Linked DNA regions of Homo sapiens: region 1 is linked to region 2. A link is an interaction called in ENCODE POLR2A ChIA-PET data of the cell type or tissue named here. Cell type or tissue: OCI-LY7. All regions are shown on one strand.

Region 1 (8,000 bases), 170 kb before region 2:
AAAGGAATGGGGAAGGGGGAAATGAAAGAATAGAGAAAACTATACGGTAGTAGTCAGGATGTGGTGGAACCAAATTGCAGTTTTCTAATTGAGAATGTAATCTTGGTCTTTAAAGAACAGAGTTCTGGAGTAAAGAAGCAGGTTCCCTTTTCAGTAGACACCTCCCGTCTGCTGTTGGAACACATCAATTGTATCTTCATCCTCCATTTCCAACTAGCATAAAAGAAAAAACAAATGTAAAAGCACTGATTAAGTTCTGAAAATTAATGATTTTTGGGTTTAAGTATGCTGAAAACATGTACATGTTCCACTAAGTTCCAAGTTTCATTATTTTAGATGTCTCATAGCTTAATGTATCAACACACTTGGTTTAAGTAATTTTTCACTTGGCTTCCTTTTTTATGACTATTAGATAAAACTTTTTTGTTTTTTTTTTGAGACAGGATTTCTGTCACCCAGGCTGGACTGCAGTGGCGTGATCTCAGCTCACTGCAACGTCCACCCCTCAGGTTCAAGCAATTCTCCTGCCTCAGTCTCCCAAGTAGCTGAGATTACAGGCATCCGCCACCATGCCCAGCTAATTTTTTTGTATTTTTAGTAGAGATGGGGTTTCGTCATGTTGGCCAGGCTGGTCTCAAACTCCTGAGCTCAAGTGATCTGCCTGCCTCGGCCTCCCAAAGTGCTGGGATTACAGGTGTGAGCCACTGCGCCCAGCCAAAACTTAGTTTTTGAGTAAAAAGCAGAATATTAGCCAGGTGCGGTGGCTCATGCCTGTAATCCCAGTACTACTGGAGGCCAACATTGGAGGATTGCTTGAGCCCAAGAGACCGAGACCACCTGGGCAACATAGGGAGACAACATCTCTACAAAAAAAAAAAGGAAAAAAAAAAAAAATTAGCCAGCCATGGTGACACATGTCCATACTCCCAGCTACTCAGGAAGCCGAGGTGGGAGGATCAATTGAGCCCATAAGATCAAGGCTGCAGTGAACTGAGACCACACCAGCTCACTCCAGCCTGAGTGACAAAGCAAAAGATCCTGTATCAAAAAAAGAGAAAAAAAGGCTAGGGCCACGCACAATGGCTCACTCCTGTAATCTCAACACTTTGGGAGGCTGAAGTGGGCGGGTCACCTGAGGTCAGGAGTTCAAGACCAGCCTGGCCAACCTGGTGACACCCCATCCCTATTAAAAAAAAATTTTTTTTTTTTTTTTGAGACGGAGTCTCCCTGTGTCGCCCAGGCTGGAGTCCAGTGGCAGGATCTCAGCTCACTGCAAGCTCCGCCTCCTGGGTTCACGCCATTCTCCTGCCTCAGCCTCCCGAGTAGCTGGGACTACAGGTGCCCGCCACAACGCCTGGCTAATTTTTTGTATTTTTAGTAGAGACGGGGTTTCACCGTGTTAGCCAGGACAGTCTAGATCTCCTGACCTCATGATCCACCCTCCTCGGCCTCCCAAAATGCTGGGATTATAGGCGTGAACCACTGCACCCGGCCTAAAAATATTTTTTAAATTAGCCGGGCATGGTGGCATGTGCCCGTAATCCCAGCTATTCGGGAGGCTGAGGCAGGAGAATCGCTTGAACCCAGGAAGCAGAGGTTGTGGTGAGCCAAGATTGTGCCACTGGACTCCAACACCGGTGACAGAGTGAGACTTGGTCTCAAAAAAAAAAAAAAAGGTGGGGGGGGGCGGGTGTGGCAGCTCACACCTGTAATCTCAACACTTTGGGAGGCCGAGGCAGGCAGATCACCTGAGGTCGGGAGTTCAAGACCAGCCTGGCCAAAATGGTGAAACCCAGTCTCTACTAAAAATACAAAAAACAAAACAAAAAAATTAGCTGGGCGTGGTGGCGCACGCCTGCACGCCTGTAATCCCAGCTACTTGGGAGGCTGAGGCAGGAGAATCACTTGAACCCAGGAGGTGGAGGTTGCAGTGAGCCAAGATCATGCCATTGCATGTGACAAGAAACTGTCTCAAAAAAATTAAATAAATGAAAGCTGAATATGTCTGTGTCGAGGGCCCACAGAAGGGTGATATGTTTAAAGAATCTCGCTGCACTGCTTAGCAAAGACTGAAAACAAATCTCAATAAAAACCCAAATTAGGCTGGGCGCCGGGGCTCACGCCTATAATCCCAACACTTTGGGAGGCCAAGGTGGGCGGATCACCAGGTCAACAGGTCAAACCCATCCTGGCCAACATGGTGAAACCCTGTTTCTACCAAAAATACAAAAATTAGCTGGGTGTGGTTGCGCACGCCTGTAGTCCCAGCTACTCGGGAGGCTGAGGCAGGAGAATCACTTGAACCCGTGAAGTGGAGGTTACAGTGAGCTGTGATTGCCCCACTGCACTCCAGCCTGGCAACAGAGCAAGACTCTGTCTCAAAAAACAAAAACAAAAACAAAAAACACCAAAACAAAAAACCCACGGCAGGCGTGGTGGCTCACAAGGTCAGTCATTCGAGACCAGCCTGGCCAACATAGTGAAACCCCGTCTCTACTAAAAATACAAAAAATTAGCTGGGCATGGTGGCAGGTGCCTGTAATCCCAGCCACTCAGGAGGCTGAGGCAGGAGAATCACTTGAACCTGGGAGGTGGAGGTTATAGTGAGCTGAGATCACGCCACTGCACTCCAGCCTGGGTGACAGTGCGAGACTCCAGGTCTCAAAAAAAAAAAAAAAAAACCCAAATTAATAAAACATAGTATGCTCAGATATTAAATACCATATAGCCGTTAAAAAATAAGATTTTCATGTACAGAAATGAAAATATCTTTAAGATACAGTAGATACAGTGTTAGGCTAAAAACACAATTTTAAAACTAAGCAGCAGCCAACTCGGTGCACTGACTATATAAGTTAGCCATGCTCTGTAAGGGGCAGTTAAAAAAAAAAAAAAGTACACCCCAAGGAGCAAAGCAGCTTATTGTATGACTACATTTGTGTTTTTCTATTTTTTCTTGCGATGGAGTTTCGCTGTTGTTGCCCAGGGTGGAGTGCAATGGCGCAATCTTGGCTCACTGCAACCTCTGCCTCCCGGGTCAAGCAATTCTCCTGCCTCAGCCTCCCAAGTAGCTGGGATTACAGGCATGCGCCATCATGCCCAGCTAATTTTGTACTGACTCCGTCAATACAGAAAATAAAATAAAAACAACATAAACAAATAAAATAAAAACAAAATTAGCCAGGCATCATGGTGGGCGCCTGTAATCCCAGCTACTCGGGAAGCTGAGGCAGGAGAATCGCTTGAACCCAGGAAGCAGAGGTTGCAGTGAGCTGAGATCACGCCACTGCACTCCAGTCTGGGAGACAGGGCAAAACTCCGTCTCGAAAAATAAAAAAATAAAAAAAAGCTGGGGAGGCAGGAGGCCTGCTAAGATGTTTTAATTTATCACAATCCTGCTATCTAACAAATATTGGGAGAATAATTCTAAAACGAATCAATTCCAAATTCTTCAAAATGAAGTAAAATGAATTGCAAATTCAACCTGAAGATTTTAAAATGCCTCAAGGTCACGGATCCAAACAAATAACTCCTTGTTTAATATTTGTAACTACTATAGCAGATAATCCCGTTTTAGTGGTGGGTAAGGAGGGCTTAAAGACAGGAAATACATTCTAATAACTGAGAGTACAGCACAATAGATACTTTTTACTATTTCTTTTAAAACCAAACAAGCCTGTCATCTATCTACTAAAACAAAATTATCCAAATGTGAAGTTTTACAGTGAAACTGTAAATGCCTTTAAAAAATGAGGTTCCTGTACCAGCCTCATTTATCAATAGAATTTAGCTCCTCCTTGTGGCTACATACCATAATTGCGCCTTTTTTTTTTTTTTTGACAGGGTTTCACTCTTTCACCCAAGCTAGAGTGAAGTGGCATGACCTCCGCGCTCACTGCAACCTCGACTGTCTGACACCTTTCCCCCGCCCAGATTCTCCTGGCTCAATCTCCCGAGTAGCTGGGATGGGATTACAGGTGAGCACCACCATGCCCGGCTAATTTTTGTATTTTTAGTAGAGACGGGGTAGTTTCGCCATGTTGGCCAGGCTGGTCTTGAACTGCTGACCTCAGGTGATCAACTTGCCTTGGCCTCCCAAAGTGCTAGGATTACAGTCGTGAGCTACTGTACCCAGACTTTTTTTTTTTTTTTTTTGAGACAGGGGCTGTTACCCAGGCTGGAGTGCAGTGGCACTATCTCTGCTGACTTTAATCTCCGCCTCTCGGGTTCAGGTGATTCTCCTGCCTCAGCCTCCTGAGTAGCTGGGACTACAGGCGTGCACCATCATGCCTGGCTAAATTTTTTTTTTTTTTTTTTGAGTTTCGCTCGTTACCCATGCTCGAGTGCAATGGCGTGATCTCCGGCTCACTGCAACCTCTGCCTCCTGGGTTCAAGCGATTCTCCTGCCTCAGCCTCCCGAGCAGCTGGGATTACAGGCCACCACACCCAGCTAATTTTGTATTTTTAGTAGAGACGGGGTTTCTCCATGTTGGTCGGAGTGGTCTCAAACTCCCAACCTCAGGTGATCCGCCCACCTCGGCCTCCCAAAGTGCTGGGATCACAGGCATGAGCCACTGCGCCCGGCGATGCCTGGCTAATTTTTGTATTTTTTGGCAGACACGGGGTTTCACCATATTGTCCAGGCTGGTCTCAAACTCCTGACCTCAAGCAATCTGCCTGCCTCAGCCTCCTGAAGTGCTAGGATGACAGGTGTGAACAAGTGCACCTGGCCCGTAATTCCTTTTGAGAGACTGTCACCAGTTGAAATGTCTTCAAAATATTCTTCTTTTCAGTACAACTCAGGGGCTTTTCCAATTTTCAAAGATTATCAACAAAACTACAATCTGGATGTGCTGCTTCATGCCACATTTATCACTTTCTAGTTTTTACTGGGTGATAAAGTTGAAATTCAAAAGTACATGGGATCCAATTTAAATTTCTACTATCACAACATTGTAAAATATGTTTCAGAAACTGTAAGTCTTCTATTTTTGAGACAGAGTTTTGCTCTATCGCCCAGGCTGGAGTGCAGTAGTATGATCATAACTCACTGCGGCCTGAAACTCCTGGACTCAAGCACCCCTCCCACTAAACTTCCCAAGAAGCTGGGACTACAGACACATGCTACCATGCCCAGCTCTTTTTCTTTCCTGTAGAGACCAGGTCTTGCTATATTGCCCAGACTGGTCTTAAACTCCTGGCCTCAAGCAACCCTCCTGCCAGTGTCAGTTTCCTAAAGTGATAGGACTACAGGTGTGAGCCACCAAGTCAGGACAAGACTGGAAGTCATTTTTTTTTTTTTTTGAGAGAGGGCCTCACTTTGTCACCCAGGCTGGTGTGCAGTGGTACCATCTTGGGTGACGGCAGCCTCCACTTCCTGGGCTCAAGCAATCCTTCCACCTCACCCTAAGAAGTAGCTGGTACTACAGGCACGTACCACTGCTCCCTGGCTAATTTTTGTATTTTTTTGTAAAGAGAGGGTTTTGCCATGTTGCCCAGGCTGGTCTTGAAATCCTGGACTCAAGTGCTCCGCCCACCTTGGCGTCACAGTGCTGGCATTACAAGCACTTTGTAATCTTGAAAATGGCTCTCATGAGCCACCCTGCTAGGACAAAACTGGAAGTATTTAATGGAACTTTGAAAGGGTAAAAAGAAACAAAGAGCTTCTGCCACAGAAGACAATCCAGCTGATCCTACAGAAAGTGACAGAACAAAATGAAGTGGTACATAAAGAGTTAAAGGATCAGAGAGCATCACGTTTTGTAGTAAGGATCTGGAAAATCTCCTATTATCAGGGGCTCTCCCTGTCAAACAAAGCTATGGGACGTGGCAATTAGGGCTATTAGTTCCTTTTTGTTCATGAAGACACGTAAAAGAGAATTTCAATTCAGCATGTAGAACTAAAATGGTGAGGATTTGGCTGGGTGCGGTGGCTCACACCTGTCAATCCCAACACTTTGGGAGGCCAAGGCGGGCGGATTACTTGTGGTCAGCAGTTCAAGACCAGCCTGGCCAACATGGTGAAACCCCATCCCTACCAAAAATACAAAAATTAGCCAGGCATGGTGGTGCATGCCTGTAATCCCAGCTACTCTGGGAGGCTGAGGCAGGAGAATTGCTTAAGCATGGCAGGCGAGGGCTGCCATGACCCAAGATCGTGACACTGTACTCAAGCCTGGGCGATGGAGTGAGATTCCGTCACAAAAAACAAACACAAACCACTGGTGGGGTTGGGCACATTGATTCGTGCCTATAATCCCATCACTTTGGGAGGCCAAGGCTGCAGTGAGCTATAATGAGGCCACTACACTTCAACCCGGGCAACAGAGAGGCCCTGTCCCTAAAAAAATAATTAAAATGAAAATTAAAAATAAATGAATAAAAACCATTGGCATTTCCTGAGCCTATTCCTATTTTCCTTTCTGTTCCCCTCTGGTCATACTTCCCAAAGCTCTGAACTCTACAAGAACTTATACTCCAGTGTCTAAACGTTCAAATTCATAAACACAGCTGTTCAAAGAATTACAAATGGTAATTTTTCTAATTAGGAGAGATTTTTTTACCTGTGCAGGTGTGTCTGTTTCATTGATTGGTTGCCCGTCAAATCGGAATCTGATCTGCCTCATTGACAATCCCTGAACGAGAATTTAAAAGCAATAAACAGCATTAAGAGAAACAGAATTCTATTTACATAAAAGTACATGCATATTTAACCATGAATATATTAAAGAAATACCTAAATAAACAATTGCCAACATGTTAACATACCCTATAGGTAAAAAGATTTGGGGTGATTTTCATTTTCTTTTTTTTGAGACAGTTTTGATCTGTTGTCAAGGCTGAAGTGCAGTGGCGTGATCTCAGCTCAAGGCAACCTACACCTCCTGGTTCAAGCGATTCTTCTGCCTTAGCCTCCCAAGAGTAGCTGGGACTACGGTCCCCCGCCACAACAACCGGCTAATTTTTGTAGTTTTAGTAGAGACTGGGTTTCATCAGGTTGGCCAGGCTGGTCTCGAACTCCTAACCTCAGGTGCTCCGTCCGCCTCAGCCTCCCAAAGTGCTGGGATTACAGGAGTGAGCCATGGTGCCCAGCCTCTCATTTTCAGTGAACAGTAAGATGTAGTATTTTTTTTCCTTTTCTTTTTTTTTTGAGACAGAGTCTTGCTCTGTCACTCAGGCTGGAGGGCAGTGTCGCGATCTCGGCTCACTGCAACCTCCACCTTTTGGGTTCAAGCAATTTTCCTGCCTCAGCCTCCTGATTAGCTGGGACTAGGCAGGCGCCACCATGCCTGGCTAATTTTTGTATTTTTTAGTAGAAACAGGGTTTCGCCATGTTGGCCAGGCTGGTCTCGAACTCCTGACCTCAGATGATCTGACCACCTCAGCCTCCCAAAGTGCTGGGATTACAGGCATAAGACACTGTGCCCGGCCTGTTTGTTGTTGTTGTTTTTGTTTGTTTGTTAAGACAGAGTTTTGCTATGTCGCCCAGGCTGGAGTGCAGTGGTGCGATCTTGGCTCACTGCAACCTCCGCCTCCTGGGTTCGAGTGGTTCTCCTGCCTCAGCCTCCCGAGTAGCTGGGATTACAGGCGCTTGCCATCATGCCCAGCTAATTTTTGTGTTTTTAGTAGAGACAGGGTTTCACCATGTTGGCCAGACTGATCTCGAACTCCTGACCTCAAGTGATCCACTCACCTCAGCCTCACAAAACGCTGGGATTACAGGTGTGAGCCACTGCGCCCAGCCAGTAAGTCATTCTTTTAGAAAGCTTTACTGCTTTTCAGACACAGCTACTATAATGTTAAATAGAACATACCTTGAGACAAATATGCATTTAAATGAGTTAGACAAGGAAATGAAATTTTTTTTTTTTAAATGGAGTCTCGCTCTGTCGCCCAGGCTGGAGTGAGTGGAACAATCTCAGTTCAACGCAACCTCCACCACCGGAGTTCAAGTGACTTTCCTGCCTCAGCCTCCTCAGTAGCTGGGACTACAGGCTCAT
Region 2 (8,000 bases):
ATCAGTCTTCCTGTAACGTAAGCACCCTGCCTAAAGGCCATGTGGAGTACCTTTCCACAAGGCCACCTACTTCTTTGTCTAAGTAGGCTGGGTGCAGTGGCTCACGCCTGTAAAATTTCAGCACTCCAGGAAGCCAAGGCGGGAGGATGCCTTGAGCCTTGGAGTTTGAGTCCAGCCTAGAGGGTACAGGGAGACCCTGTCTCTACAAAATATTCAACAATTAGCCTGGCATGGTGGTGTGCACATACAGTCCCAACTACTCAGGAGGCTGAGGTGGGAGGATTGCTTGAGCCTGGGAGGTCGAGGCCTGCAGTGACCTGTGATTGCACCATTGCACTCCGGCCTGGGTGACAGAGAGAAACCTTGTCTCAAAAAAAAAAAAAAGGTATAAGATTGGGAAGGAGTGGGGGTGGGTGGGTAGAGCAGGGAACTTTCAGTATGACAGGGATAAAGGGGGCTGGACCAGGGAGAGAGGAGGTGTAAGTCTGTTTCTACACATGTCCTATTAATCCCTCTCAGGATGGAGCGCTTCCTGGCAATGTGATGTCTAATTCTGATTCGGTCTGCCTGTCTGACTTGTGACAGACTTTTGCAGGGTGCTAATTTTAATAGCTACAACTCTGCCAGCAAAATTTTTATGGAACAGTCTGCAAGACCTTGGATTTTTTGATTCACCCACTGACCAGCAACTAGGCTGATGGAGAAAAATGATCACATTAAGAGACCAGGACTATTCATGTATTAAAAAAGTTTCTTTATAATGTTCATACATGTTAGAAGATGAACAATTAAGACGACTAACCAAATTACAGGATATTTCTTTCTCTGAGAAATATTTTAGTTCAAAAGATAACTAGGATATGCTCATCAACCTCTTCAGTTGACCTCTTATCATCAAGAGAAATTGCTCTTGATATTTTTAACAAAACAGGAAGGTAGTTCACACTTATGTGATATTACTCCACCCAGATAAATCTGGAGGCAGTGAAACCTAAATGCATAGACAAACCCCAAAATAAACTTCTACCAAAGGGGTACAAAAAGTTTCCATTCAAAATAACTGTCTTGCGTTTTGTGACATGTGGAAGTCCTATTTGGTGGAGCTGAAATGCTCTTGGAATGTCAGAATTTCAACTGCACGAGCAGGGAGAAGAAAGGAGAGGAAGGGAGGGGGCAGGAAGAGACCAACACAGAGATCAAGAGGTTTCAAGAAAAATCTGTGTATTTGAAAAATTCAACAATCATATGATGACCTGTACTAGACAAACACCAAGCCCTGGGCTAGGTGAACTGAGGATAAAATGGATACCCTTCCCAAGGAGCTTAGGGGACTAGAAAGCTGCCAGGTGCATCACAGTGTGACGAATGTCAGGAGTGGGGAGTTATGGGTACTATGTAGGCATCAATTCAATAGAAAACATCTGACTTCCAAACACCAAAGACGATGACTTAACTCCAGGTTAGGGGGTATCAGGAAAACATCCTAGATGAAGTGTGAACTTGGTTATTCCCTGTCTGCATCTTTAGCTCTGCTTAGTCTGTGTGGACTGTGAGTAGAAGGAACATGGCAGACTCTGCAAGTAGACAGATTGTTGTTTGGCTGCTATTAACTAAAACACTGGTTAAGCTTCTTTTAGCTTAAAGGTAAAATATTTATTAATGGTATCAGAACTTCTAACTGGAAATAACCTAAATAACCTCAACTGTAGCTAATTTTTTTTTTTTTTTTTCAGACAGAGTCTTGCTTTTGTTGCCCAGGCTGGAGTGCAATGGCGTGATCTCAGCTCACTGCAACCTCCACCTCCCGGGTTCAAGCGATTCTCCTGCCTCAACCTCCTGAGTAGCTGGGATTACAGGTGCCTGCCACCAAGCTGGCTAATTTCTATATTTTCAGTACAGACAGGGTTTCATCAAGTTGGCCAGGCTGGTGTTGAACTCCTGAGTTCAAGTGATCTGCCCGCCTCGGCCTCCCAAAGTGCCAGGATTTACAGGTGTTGAGCCACCGCGCTCGGCCTCAACTGTAGCTAATTCTTTACTTTAATGACACATATTTAGCAACTGTCCTTTTCATCCTTTCACTAACAGAAGGAGGCTTTTAATCTTACATGAAATCCTACACTCCTCTCTTCAAAAAATAAAACACAAAGCCTCCCCAACCCCCCACACCCCCTCCCAACCCCCCCGCCTGGGGGAGCAGCTGTTACTCATGTTTTGTGATGCTAACAGGCAAACCCGCTCCTGTGTGTCAGTTCCACCCTCTAAGGTCTCCACTCACTTCCCACTGCCTCAGCATAAAGCAGAAAACAGGAGCTCAAACCTCTACCCTGAAAATTAATGACAACAGAGGTTTTTTTTTAAATTTTATTTATTATTATTATTTTTGAGATGGAGTCTTGCTCTGTCCCCCAGGCTGGAGTGCAGTGGCGCAATCTCGGCTCACTGCAACCTCCGCTCCTGGGTTCATCCCATTCTCCTGCCTCAGCCTCCTGAGTAGCTGGGACTACAGGCGCCCGCCACCACGCCTGGCTAATTTTTTTTGTATTTTTAGTAGAGACGGGGTTTCACCGTGTTAGCCAGGATGGTCTCGATCTCCTGACCTCGTGATCCGCCAACCTCAGCCTCCCAAAGTTGTGGGATTACAGGCGTGAACCACCGCACCCCGCCCGACAACAGAGTTTATTTAATTCCACGTAAGACTATGATTCAAGGGGTCAATGAAAGGACTGATCGATTTTCAGTCGTTCTGTGACCCAAGAGCCACCTCAGAGGATGTTATTGAAAGAAGAAAAAGCAATGTTGGTCACAGAACTATTCACCAACGTGTGCATAAGGATACAGGACTGAAAAACTCAAGGCTGGGGTCCTCCCACCAGGACACCGTTAATTTCCAACTCAAAAAGCTAGTTCCAAATGCATTTTCTACTTCTGAAGCAGTTAATCTAGTTCCAAATCGGGAAAGGCTTGTTATAATCACATGACAGAGGAAGAGGAACTGGGGTAGAGTGGCAAGTCCCTACCCCCACCCCCACCCCCACCCCCAGGGTGGAGGCGAATGCAGAGAGTTCAACAGGTAATGACAATACAAACTGCAAATGTGGATTCAAGCTAGTGGACAGGGTCAGGGAGCAGAAAACACAGGGACCTAAACTAGTCTCGGGGTGGGGGCTGCCTGAGAAAGCCTCCCCAAGCCAGTGACATTTGAAGGGAGATCAAAGGCTCTCCTGTGGGTGGTCTGGCAGAAGACCACAGTATGCAAATTAAGAAGCTCAAGCTTATATGTTACAATCATCAGAAGTCGCTGAGAGTGACATTCAGGTTTGCATTTTTCAAAAGCTCCTCTGGCTGACTGTGAGATGAACTGCAAGGAGGTGCAGGTGGGTGGGGCAGTGCGGTAGAGAGGAGAGAGTCGAGGTATTTCTGGAGGTAGAATCAAAAGGACTTGGTGATGAGATGCTGCTCAGTGGTCTTCCTCTCGGCCACTGATTTTTTTTTTTTTTTTTTCTGAAAACTGCTTTAGAAAAACTGCTATATTGGCTGGGCACAGTGGCTGATGCCTGTAATCCCAGCACTTTGGGATGCCAAGGCAGGCGGATCACTTGAGGTCAGGAGTTCAAGACCCGCCTGGCCAACATGGTAAAACCCTGTCTCTACTACAAAATACAAAAAATTATCTGGGCACGGTGGCGGGCGCCTGTAGTCCCAGCTACTCGGGGGGCTGAGGCAGGAGAATCGCTTGAACCTGGGAGGCAGAAGTTGCAGGGAGCCGAGACTGCGCCACTGCATTCCAGCCTGGGCAATAGAGTGAGACTCCGTCTCCAAAAAACAAAGACAGGTATCAATCTTATGCTGGTATCCTCCATCTGTCTCTCCAGATCCAGTTACACCTTGCTTTTCTTGCCTTTTTTTTTTTTTTTTTTTTTTTGAGACAGAGTCACACTCTTTGCACAGGCAGGAGTGCAGTGGTGCAATCCTGGCTCACTGCAACCTCCACCGCCCGGGTTCAAATGATTCCCCTGCCTCAGCCTCCCAAGCAGCTGGGATTACCACACCTGGCTAATTTTTGTATTTTTTAGTAGAGACGGGGTTTCATCATGTTGGCCAGGCTAGTCTCAAACTCCTAACCTCAAGTCACCTTGGCCTCTCAAAGTGCTGGGATTACAGGCATGAGCCACTGTGCCCAGCCTGCTCTGACTTTTTGGCTCTGTAAGAACCACATCAACAGGCTCCCTCACTCTCTGGCTCCCAGTGCTATTAATCAATGGGGAGGCCTGCAGAAGGTCAGACGAAGGGAGGGTCAGGTCAGGGCATTCATTCTCCCAGCTCCCACCCTGAGAGTGTCTGTGGACAGTCTTGGACTCTCAATTGAAAGTAAGTCCTTTCCTTCTCCAGGTTTGGGCAACTCCTCCCCCTTCCTTCTCCCTGTCGTAGGCCTCATGGTGGTAACCTGATTACCAGCTGTGGACACTGCATTATCCCTGTGGTTTCTAGAGAAACTTCGCCCACACTGATAGCGGCAGGAGGCAGACAAATGCCTCACAGGGGCGGGTCTCCAGTGAAACCCCACCTCTAAGCCAAAGACAACTGAAAGCCTGAAAGCCACACTACAGGTCAAATCCATGGACCGGACTGAGAACCCATCTTCCCATTTGGTAGGCTTTCCTCTGATTGATCCCCACTCTTCACCTATTTTACATCTACCTACCCTTTCCGAATTGATTTTCTACACTGCCATGCCCATCTTTGAGTGGTGCCTTTGCTTTAGCCTTTCTTTGCATGCCCACAAACCATTCAGCATGCATGCCCCTGTTCTGAGCCCATAAAAGCCCCCACCCAGCCACACTGGGAGAGAAACCACCAGACTTCAGGGGTGGGGAACCACTACCTCCTCCGCTCCTGAAAGCTGTTCACCGCTCAATAAAATTCTTCTCCACCCTCCTCACCCTTAAATTGCCAGTGTAACCTCATTCTTCTCAGACACAGGACAAGACCTTGGGAACTGCTGAACCTGGGAACAAGCCATAACACAGGTGAGCTGGGGCATACCCAGCCCAGCCATGAGCTGAGCTGGTGCGCAACCAAGACTTAGCCTGAGTGGGCTGAGTGTGGAGGTCCCCAGCTGGAGTCAACACCTTGCAAATAGTCTCATTATTAAAATCCTCTCAATTTAAGTGTGTCAGGTGTTCTCTACCAGGACTCAGACTGAAATTAGCCTAAAATCAGTTGTATATGTCTTTTGGAATGCATTAAGGACATGCTCCTTTATATAAAGTGACATTTGTTATGGGGCAGAAAGTATCCAAATTCTACCAACTACTTGGAAGAAGAAAACTATAAAAGAGCCAAACAATTCTGTTCTGTTAACCGCTTTTTCAAAATTTGAGACAGGGGTCTTGCTCTGTGGCCCAGGCTGGAGTGCAGAGGCACAATCACAGCTCAATGCAGCCTCAGCCTCCCGGGCTCAAGTGATCCTCCCGTCTCAGATCTTCCCACAAATAGCTCGGACTACAGATGCCAGCCACTACAGCTGGCTACTTTTAAAATTTTTTTGTGGAGGCAGGGTCTCACCATGTTGCCAAGGCTGGTCTGGAACTCCTGGTCTCAAGGTATCCTCCCATCTCAGCCTCCCAAAGTGCTGGGCTATAGGCATGAGCCATAATGCCCAGCCCTATTCTGTTTACTATTAAAAGTTGAGAAAGGGGGTGAAGGTATAAAAACCTCAGATTTGTAATCTGACCATTACTAGACTGGCATAATGACTTGCAGTAGCTGCCCCTTTGAATTGCACTTTAGATATTGTTCAAGTGTCTACTACACTGAAAGCATTGTGTTAGGAAGCTGAAAAGGGAATAAGAATAAAAGGCATGGTCCCTGCCCTCAGAAGTGTTTATGAGCTAAGGGAGCTATGTGTGTAAATAAAGAGGAAATAAGTAAAAAAGTGAGATAAGGGAAATTGCTGATTTTGAGCTGGACACAGAATTCACCGCTACATGTTTCTATTTACTTTTCAGTTTTAGAGACAGGGTCTTACTCTGTTACCCAGGCTAGACAATGCAGTGGCACAATCTCTGCTCACTGCAGCCTCTGCCTCCTAGGCCAAGTGAACTTCCCACCTCAGTCTCCTGAGTAGCTGGGACTACAGGTGCACGCCGCCACGCCTGGATAATTTTTGTATTTTTTGTAGAGATGCGGTTTTCCCATGTTGTCCAGGCTGGTTTCGAACTCCTGAGTTCAAGCAATCCGCCCACCTCAGCCTCCCAAAATGCTGGGATTTCAGGCATGAGCCACTGCGCCCAACCCAGCAACATGTTTCTAAATTAGCTGCATGGCTGACATGGAAAATTCAACTCATGTGTGGACGTTCTAGAAAAAAGGACAACTTCAAATAGTCTAGGAATAGGGCAAGAACCTAAAGGTAGAACAGCTTATAACAGGTGAGAGGGTATAGTAAGCAAAGTAATTTTCCCTCTTGTATTTTCATTGAGTTTAAATAAAAGAAGCCATTCTTGTTTAATCCTACTGTCCTCTGCCAGACTACACATTGCTCTCTTTTGATGGAGCTGTCATATGTTTCAATGATAAATGGTAATTACATACATTTGGACAGCTGGATGTGGCTCAATCAAGCAGGGTCCTCTCTTACAGGTAACCATGCTGGCCATGTTACTAAAACTACTGCCTAACAGATAAGACAAGCTGTCCTCCCTGTTGCCTTTAGCCTGCTAAGGCTGTAAAACCTGAGAGCCCAGAAACCTTCGAGGACACATGTAGGCTTGCCCAGAATAACTAGATCAAGGGGCTGGTTCGAGCCTTCTGTTTTCATAACTCAGACTTTTTTTTTTTTTTTTTTTTGAGACAGAGTCTTACTCTGTTGCCCAGGCTGGACTGCAGTGATGCGATCTTGGCCCACTGCAACCCCCGCACCCTCTGCCTCCTGGGTTCAAGTGATTCTCCTGCATCAGCCTCCCAAGTAGCTAGGATTGCAGGCGCCCACCACCACGCCTGGCTAATTTTTGTATTTTAAGTTGAGACGAGGTTTGACCATTTTGGCCAAGCTGGTCTTGAACTCCTGACCTCAGGTGATCCACCCGCCTCAGCCTCCCAAAATTTGTAATCCTGGGATTACAGGCGTGAGCCACCACACCCTGCTGACTCAGACATCTGATGGCCACCCACTGCCTCACTTTGGATGATCATATTGGCAAAGATGAAAATAAGTTAATACTTAGTGATAGGGATAGTATCGGTGGGAATATAAAAAGGTATATGGCTTTATGAAAAGTAATTCGACTGTATGTATTAAAGATCTAATGTTCATACCTATTAACCCAGTAATGCCATTCTTAGGACTCTATCCTAATAAAACAACCAAAAAAAAAAAAATACATAGTCAAGACTAAGGGAGCAGCTGGGCACAGTGGCATATGCCTGCAGTCCCAGCTACCTGGGAAAGATCCCTTAAGCCCAGCAGTTTAAGGCTATAGTGTGCTATGATTGCACCTGTGAATAGCCACTGCACTCTGGCCCAGGCAATATAGCAAGATCTCATCTCTGAGGGGAAAAAAAAAAAAAAAAAGACTGAGTAAACAAGTATGAGTGAGTGCCTATTTTGAGTTAGGAGCTATGCTAGGTCCTGGGGATACAATTTTAAAAATGAGCCTTACTTTCAAAGAGCTGACAGCAGGGGAAGCCAAGTTCACTACAACTTCAGGTGTAAGTTCTATGAGTCCAGAGTGCTCTGTATGAAAGCACATCTTGGGGAGACCGAATCTAATCAATGCAAGGAAAGCTCACTTGGGCGGTAACATTTATTTATTTATTTTTATTTTTTTTGAGACGGAGTCTCGCTCTGTTGCACAGGCTGGAGTGCAGTGGCGCGATCTCGGCTCACTGCAAGCTCCGCCTCCTGGGTTCACACCATTCTCCTGCCTCAACCTCCCAAATAGCTGGAACTACAGGCACCCGTCACCACGCGCAGCTAATTTTTTTGTATTTTCAGTAGA

Evidence for each region. Peaks named below come from ENCODE experiments on the same cell type or tissue, not always from the same donor. Only the 100,000 strongest peaks of a DNase experiment are listed, where the experiment ranks them.
Region 1: POLR2A ChIA-PET joins it to region 2 with 18 read pairs; 4 of 35 experiments call an interaction of 5 or more read pairs at or near these places.

Annotation. Positions count from the first base shown.
Region 1 is chr17:75,168,189-75,176,188 of GRCh38, forward strand. SUMO2 (small ubiquitin like modifier 2) reads right to left here. Exons shown (of 4, transcript NM_006937.4): 3 at 6,564-6,635; 4 at 1-213. The coding sequence ends at 151. Among named protein-coding and RNA genes, the nearest start is that of SUMO2, 11 kb to the right of the region's middle. In OCI-LY7, CTCF peaks have their summits at 3,793 (motif pointing left) and 3,997; a DNase peak (open chromatin) is centred at 3,813.
Region 2 is chr17:75,342,680-75,350,679 of GRCh38, forward strand. The region is part of intron 2 of GRB2 (growth factor receptor bound protein 2); the gene reads right to left. Among named protein-coding and RNA genes, the nearest start is that of SLC25A19, 57 kb to the left of the region's middle. RefSeq lists enhancers at 2,367-3,358, 2,733-3,012, 4,623-4,682, 4,693-4,772, 7,563-8,000 and silencers at 4,343-4,511, 4,423-4,482. In OCI-LY7, a CTCF peak has its summit at 3,389; DNase peaks (open chromatin) are centred at 2,222, 3,312, 4,502, 6,102 and 7 weaker places; H3K4me3 peaks cover 6,900 bases; H3K27ac peaks cover 8,000 bases.